3 separate regions of the Homo sapiens genome follow, and all the other regions are linked to region 1. Evidence: chromatin loops called from intact Hi-C (ENCODE). Cell type or tissue: PC-9. All regions are shown on one strand.

Evidence for each region. A loop is a pair of places that touch in the nucleus more often than their neighbours do. Peaks named below come from ENCODE experiments on the same cell type or tissue, not always from the same donor. Only the 100,000 strongest peaks of a DNase experiment are listed, where the experiment ranks them.
Region 2: it touches region 1 in a loop (6-fold over the local background); 5 of 110 quality-filtered maps call a loop at or near these places.
Region 3: a loop joins it to region 1, with 8 times the contacts of the local background. A loop is called at or near these places in 3 of 110 quality-filtered maps.

What each region holds. Positions count from the first base shown.
Region 1 is chr6:113,631,779-113,634,278 of GRCh38, reverse strand. All of the region lies in intron 1 of LINC02541 (long intergenic non-protein coding RNA 2541), which reads left to right. Among named protein-coding and RNA genes, the nearest start is that of LINC02541, 17 kb to the left of the region's middle. RefSeq lists an enhancer at 1,924-1,973. In PC-9, CTCF peaks have their summits at 834 and 1,040; DNase peaks (open chromatin) are centred at 968 and 1,758; H3K4me3 peaks cover 1,610 bases; H3K27ac peaks cover 2,500 bases.
Region 2 is chr6:113,763,078-113,765,577 of GRCh38, reverse strand. No RefSeq gene overlaps it. Among named protein-coding and RNA genes, the nearest start is that of MARCKS, 93 kb to the left of the region's middle. In PC-9, no CTCF peak of the experiment used is centred here; DNase peaks (open chromatin) are centred at 1,477, 1,877 and 2,187; H3K4me3 peaks cover 797 bases; H3K27ac peaks cover 2,476 bases.
Region 3 is chr6:113,493,024-113,495,523 of GRCh38, reverse strand. No RefSeq gene overlaps it. Among named protein-coding and RNA genes, the nearest start is that of LINC02518, 61 kb to the right of the region's middle. In PC-9, no CTCF peak of the experiment used is centred here; a DNase peak (open chromatin) is centred at 1,383; H3K27ac peaks cover 2,293 bases.

The sequences.
Region 1 (2,500 bases):
GAGAAACAGCTCTGTGTTAAAGACACTTGAGGGAAAATGGCATTACTGATGAGATGATATTTAGTTGTCCCTTCAGAGCCAAAGGGCAGTGATTCAAAAACATTTAGGGAAATAGAAGTAACTCTTTGTAAGCTAACCAAACAGTGACCTGAACTCTTTTACCTTGTGATTTCTTATGAGTGCTTAGTTTAGTCGCCTGAAGATCAATCTTGAAATTAACAGGCTATTTTGGATTATAACAAGATTATTTAGAGACTCAAACATTCCAGAGTTCCTTTAGTAGATGACTTCTATCATGACAAGCAAGCTAAAAGGTCAGTGGTCCCAAAGTGGGGTGCACATGATCTATTGAGGTACAGAAAAAGAGAATAATAAAAATATATAAATGTATCATTATTAATAAATATAATCTTTAAAAAGATGAATTTTTATGAATGATTTATATTATTCACAATAAATTAATAATGATTATGTCATTCATAAATAAAAACATAGATATATGGTAGTACATGCTTAAATTTTATTTAAACTAGTAAGAAGGTGGGATCAAATACAGTGAAAGTCTAATGGTTAGGTAACACTTTGGCTGTAATACCCTCTTCCCTCTAATCAATGCAGTATAATAAAGACAGGTTCTAATATCTCCTCCTGAAACTGGGAGGAATTTTAAACATTCTCCCTTCTACATCATCAGAACAATATAGTTTTACTTTCACTACCTTTAAAAACATTAAGGAAAGTAGAGAACAATATTCAGATTAGTTATAAGATCAATTTTCCTATCTCCTTCTATAAGTTTCTAGGATTTTGTATATTTGGTGTGTAACATACTAACTATGTTGTATTTTTCTGTGCTTTTAGTCACAAAAAGATCCTTGCTTAAAACAAACATTTTCTAAAGACATCAAAGGCCATGTAGAAAAACATAATATAAAAAGTATTTGCAAGCTGGGTGTGGTAGCTCCCATGTCTGTAATCCTAGCACTTTGGGAGGCAGAGGTGGGAGGATCACTGCTCCTCACCCACCTACAGGTGGCTCCCATGCTTGTAATCCCAACACTTTGGGAGGCAGAGGTGGGAGGATCGCTTGAGCCCAGGAGTTTGAGACCAGCCTGAGTAACATAGTGAGACCCTGACTCAAAAATTAGCTGGGCATGGCGGCTCATGCCTGTAGTGCTAGCTATTTGGTCTTGAACTCCTGGCTTCAAGCAATCCTCCCACCTCAGACTCCCAAAGTGCTGGGATTACAGGCATGAGCCACCACACCTGCCCTATCCTACCTATTTGGGAGGCCAAGGTGGGAGGATTGCTTGAGCCTGAAAGGTCGAGGCTTCAGTGAGCCATTATTGTGCCACTGCACTCTAGCCTGCATGGCAGAGCAAGATCCTGTATCAAAAAAAAAAAAAAAAAAAAAGAATTTACAGTTGTGTGCCATAGCTTATTAGCAACAGTAGAGAAATTATAGCACAATATTTGCTGATACCACAAGGGAACACATATTTGTGGTGTCTATCTTTCATGTGTTTTTATTTTAGGAAATGAATGCTGATGTTAGGCAACTTAATCCCTTCCTTGTGACTTTTGCTCCTATTTCCAAGCTGGGTATCTCTTACACAGGCATTAACAAGTAGGTTGACTGTCGGGACAAGCCCAGGGATGGCATTGTTTCTATTTGCTGATAAATGACTCTGGGGCTGTGAAGACTCAGACCCAAGGAGTGACTCAGAAAGTCAGGGGCCCATGTCATTCTGCTCTGGGTTCAGACGTGCACTGCAGCAGCACCGGGACTTGACAGCCCTACGGCTCGATCAGCTTTCTGTTTTCATTGCCTTACGATGCCATGAGTGGAACTATTGTCAAATCAGAGTTCACTCCCCAGCTTTTCAGTCTTTCCCCTAATTCTTGCTCTATCAGAGGTCGAGGACAACAGTATAATGATTCATAGGTTCTACTTCCTGGCAAGTAATCATTTTCCCACGGTGAGTAATGATTTATGCTGAGAGGGGTAAAGAATTGTGATTTGCTTTTTTCTGTGTGGCCTTTCTGCTGACAGAGGGTTGGCTAGGAATACTTTTTTTTTCCATTTGTAAGGCCATCTAGAAAATGTTTTAAAGCATTTTAATTTTTTAAACATAGGCTCTTTAAATATATATATTATTCATAGAGAACTGGAATAATCCCCTCATATACTTTGTTAAAAAACAAAGACAATTTTGAAATTTCCTTTTTTATGTTGGCATGTGAGGACTCGGTGTGCCTCATAGAAGTCAAGAGCTGTAGAGGCCCACTACAACCCCACTTTTTAGATGGGAACACTGAGACCTGGAGAAGTTACTTGAGTTGTCCATTTCCACAGAACTGGCTAGTGACAGAGACAGATTGAAGCTTAAATTAGCTCATCATAGGCTATGATTTTATCTAACTTTAGGCTTACTTGTACCATGTCATAAGGGGAAATCTAGGTTTAAAGAAGTCCATGACTTTCACAGTGAACCACATG
Region 2 (2,500 bases), 130 kb before region 1:
GCATCACTTCCATGTACTCTTGGTCAAAACAAGATTCAGAGAAAAGGACACAGATGCTTTTAGTGTTTTAATACTGGTATATCTTGGAAATTACTTACTATTTCCTTATCTGCAAGATGGAGGTCCTAGAAGTATGGGCTAAATGAGTTATTACATGTAGAATGGCCAGGACACAGTAACTGGTCCATAAATATTAGATATTTTTGTTTTTCAATGACACTACATGCTATTTTTAAGCCCAGAATTCAGTTAGCCTTCTTCATTGCCTAATGAAGACATATTAATAGATAGGTCGGTATCTCCTCCGGGATGCTATCTCTGACTCTGCAAGGTGTGTTAGGTGTTCCCCAGGGTCCCTGACCTCCACAGTGCTTTATAAATGCCAGTGTGTGTGTGTTGGTTACCCCTACTAGTCTGAGGTCTCTGGGGCAAAAACAGCTAATATACTATCTCTAGCATATATCACAATGTCACATAGTATACACTTAGTAAATCCTTGACAAATGGATGTCTTTATTTTTAGAAGATGAGACCTCACAACCTAAAGACAGAATAATCCTGTGTTCTGGCCAGGCGCGGTGGCTCACGCCTGTAGTCCCAGCACTTTGGGAGGCTGAAGTGGGCTGATCACTTGAGGTCAGGAGTTCAAGACCAGCTGGCCAACATGGTGAAACCCCATCTCTACTAAAAATACAAAAATTAGCCAGGCGTGGTGGTGGGTGCCTGTAATCCCAGCTAATCAGGAGACTGAGGCAAGAGAATTGCTCGAACCCAGGAGGCTGAGGCTGCAGTGAGCCAAGATCGTGCCACTGCACTCCAGCCTGGGGTGACAGAGCAAGACTCCATCTCAAAAAAAAAACAAGAAAGGCCAGGCGCGGTGGCTCATGCCTGTAATCCCAGCACTTTGGGAGGCCGAGGCGGGTGGATCACGAGGTCAGGAGTTCAAGACCAGCTTGGCCAAGATGGTGAAACCCTATCTCTACTAAAAATACAAAAAATTAGCTGGGCACGGTGGCAGGCGCCTGTAGTCCCAGCTACTCAGGAGGCTGAGGAAGGAGAATCATTTGAACCCGGAGGGTGGAGGTTGCAGTGAGCCGAGATCGTGCAACTGCACTCCAGCCTGGGTGACAGAGTGAAACTCCGTCTCAAAAAAAAAAAAAAAAAAAAAAAAAGAAAAGAGAAAAAAGAATAATCCTGTGTTCTGATTTGACTGGAAATTCCCCCATTTCCATCTGTTGTTGCTGCACAATTATTAGTGGTGCCACATTTTATTCTCAAAACGTTCCCAGTTTGGATAGTAAATTATACAGTACTGACTCAAAGAGGCTTCTGGAGTCTCTCCGATGTTGGTGAAGGAAAGACTTCCCTTGAACCTCTGACCCTCTGACCCTCTCTCCTCTCGTAGCAAGAGTGCTCATGAGTAATTCTAGCCTGGGAAACTCACCTTTCACAAGGTGGTGGGGTGGCTGTTAAAGGAAATTTCACTTACAGTGTCCCAGTGAGCCAGGATGTAGTGCTGAATCACCAGCAGCATTTCTCAAAAGGGAGTTAAGAAATGACTTCCCATTGACTCAAGGGGTGTGGGGCTTTCACTTGTCCATGGTGACTAGAAAGGAATTGCCTGGTTAACTTTGACTTATGTTGAAAGGTGGCTTCAGTTTGCTCTCAAACCCATTCCCCACTGATCTCCAAGGGTCTTCAGAGTGTTGCCCTGTTGTAGAGGTTTTTCAGAAAGTATTGGCTAGTGAGTGCTCTCAGGTTGTCCTCTGGAGGAGTTTGAACTGGGGCAAATTTGGGTTAGGACTAAATTGTAAATGAGCTCATCTCTAATGTTTGCACTTAGTTGGAAAAACAGGTTTAAAAGATATGGGAAATCAGTCTGTCAGGATCACCCAAGAAAGGAGTTTCAAGGAATGTGTCATCACCTCAGATAGTCCTGCCAATCTCCATTTTTGGAAGTAAACAGAGACTTTCTTTGCCTTTTAGCTGGTCTTTCTAAATTTTCAAGGCCCAGTATAAGTCCTGCTTTGTCCAAGAAACTTTTCCGGGGCTGCCTCAGACTGTCTCATCTGTTCTTGACAGCTGCTTCTCCCCAGTATCTGAGCTCACCTTCATCTTTTAAAATTACTCATCTGGGAATTCCTCTTCAATGATAATGATCTTTAATACAGCACTTATATGTGCCTGAGTGCTTTGCAACAATCATTTTTTCTAATCTTATCACCAAGTAAGTAATATTCCCACATTTTAGAGGTAAAGAAACACAGATAACAGTGCCTTGTGTTTATGTTCCTAGCATTATATCACCTCTTCTCACTTGGCCTGTAAGTCTCTCAAGAACTGAAAACAGGTTTCTTACTCCTTGATATTTCACTTTCCCCCCAAAACAGTTAAGAACTCAGAGGAGCAAGTTGTCCATGACAATGGCTGATTTTACTTCTTATCTACTCCATGAAGACAGGAGTTTAAACATAAATACATTTAAGTGCCACATAGGCCA
Region 3 (2,500 bases), 140 kb after region 1:
GTGTGTTGGCCGAGGTGAGGAGAAGACAAGAAGAGATAGGAAGAGAGACAGGCTGTGAGCAAAGAATGAAGGCAAGAAATTGAATGCTGTACGGGAAACTGCAGGCATTTAGAGGTTTCTGAAATATGAAGTATGAGATTCAGAGGTGAAAAATAAAAGGCATGAGACTGAGTGGCAAAAAATAATGGCATAGAAATGGGCAAGGGGCCATGTTCCTTGTCTAGGAGCTTTATTCTGAGTAGTTAGGGAGCTAAAAAGACATAGACATTATAGCTATAACTCTCGTGGCTAGTAGAAGATACAATGGTTCTAAGTGAGACTTTTGAGAAGGTTGCCACAGTGTCTCAAGTCAAGAGCCTTAGTTATGACAGCAGTAGCTGGGGTAATAAGAAGAATAGATTTTATAATTACTTAGAAGTAAAATAACAAAGACTCTGCGATTTGATTGATTACATGCAAGGATTGAGGGAGGTGGTAACATTAATAATGGGATCCTCGTTTCTACTTGAAATATTTGTTTGAATGGCAGTATCATAAACTAGAGAATATAGGAATAGGAACAAACTTAAGGGAGAAATTAATGATTTCAGCTTTGGACACATTGAATTTGAAGTCTTACTGTTTATTCTGGTGCATTTAGTGAGACTGTAGTTTAATGTACAAATCAGCATTTCTAGTGGGAGGTTTGGACCAAGGATTTGAACTTGGAAGCCATTAGTAACTATGTGGTTCTTGAACTACAGGTGTACATAAAACTACAATGTGAGAGAACATAGGGATTGATAAGATAAAGCTGGGCAATATGGGATGGCTGTGCAAAGAAAACAGGGAATAGCTAGACTCATCAAAATTTAAGAAAAACCAGGAGGATGTGGTGGAATAGAAACCAAGTTAGGAGAGTTTTAAGAAGCAGAGGGTGATCAATGTCGGGGACAGGCTGAACTTCTGAGAAATTTGGAGATGGGCATAAGAAATTTAAGTGATAAGACAGAGAGTCAAGACAAAAGAGAAGGGTTTTTAAAATATGTTTATTGGGAGAGTCTTGTATATATTTAAATACCATTGGGGAGAGAAGACACAGAGAAAGGAACGAGACACGGATCCCGTCCTTCAGTGTCTCCTGTATACTGTGTGATCTGGTGGAACATCACAGAGGACAGAAACTCAGAAACCTGGACCTTGACAGAGCAGAATCAGGTTGATCCGGTTTTACCTACCATAGATGACACTGACCCTGTCCTTCAGTGTCTCCTGTATACTGTGTGATCTGGTGGAACTTCACAGAGGATAGAAACTCAGAAACCTGGACCTTGACAGAGCAGAATCAGGTTGATCTGGTTTTACCTACCATAGATACTCACCAATAAAATATGTTGTCTTTCTGGTTAGCATGTTGCTTAGGGGTGAGTTGGGTAATTAATTGGATTAGTGGAAGAGGTATGATCTAACTCAAGTCTATAGAATACATGCTAGGGTCTTGGGAAACAAAGATCATGTAGAGATTTAGAGATTTAGGAAGGAGAGGCCGGGCAGGGTGGCTCATGCCTGTAATCCCAGCACTTTGGGAGGCCGACGCAGGTGGATCACAAGGTCAGGAGTTCAAGACGAGACTGGCCAAGATGGTGAAACCCCATTTCTACTAAAAATACAAAAAAAATTTAGCAGGGAGTGGTGGCAGCTGTAATCCCAACTACTCAGGAGGCTGAGGCAGGAGAATCGCTTGAACTCAGGTGGCAGCGGTTGCAGTGAGCTGAGATTGCTCCATTGCACTCCAGCCTGGACGATAAAGCGAAATTCCCACTCAAAAAAAAAAAAAAGAAAAGGAAAAAAAGGGATTTAGGAAGGAGACTAGGCAAAGGTATTGATAAAATACTAAAAGCTATGTTTATCATGAATGAATTAATTTTAAAACTAAATATGTTGTCTAAAACAACACATTGTGTTAAAATTTTTGAATTAAGCAAACTAGTCTTGCTCTTTACTAACATAGATAATTGAGGGCTACTTCTTTTACTCCATATACTTTCATCTGATTCTCAAAATAAATGTTCAAGCATATGACTTTCTCTGAGCACTACTTTCTTTCCTTTCCTTTATGGAAAGAAAAGGACGTTGATATTTAAAAAAATAATAAGTCTGGACACATTTAGGTGTCAAGCCCAAGCAAGTAGAGCGCAAAGGACATTGGGTAATGGGGAACCCATGTGTAGATAGAGCCTTAAGATAATTTAAAAACAATGGGGCCATATTTTTCTTTGTGCCTAAGACTAATATTTAATGTTTTTTTTTGGTTGTTGCTATGCTATTGAGGCAGGACTTTAAGCCTTTAAGGGTACTCTTTCTGTGTTATTTTTATGCAGGAGTATTACTCTTTACTTGTGGCGGATGTGTTCCTGAAAATTGGTAAATCAAATCTTATTTAAAAGCAGTAAAAAAGTGATTTAAAGAAATCCTATATTAAATCTATTTGTAAATCCAAGAGACATTTTTAAAAGGGTCT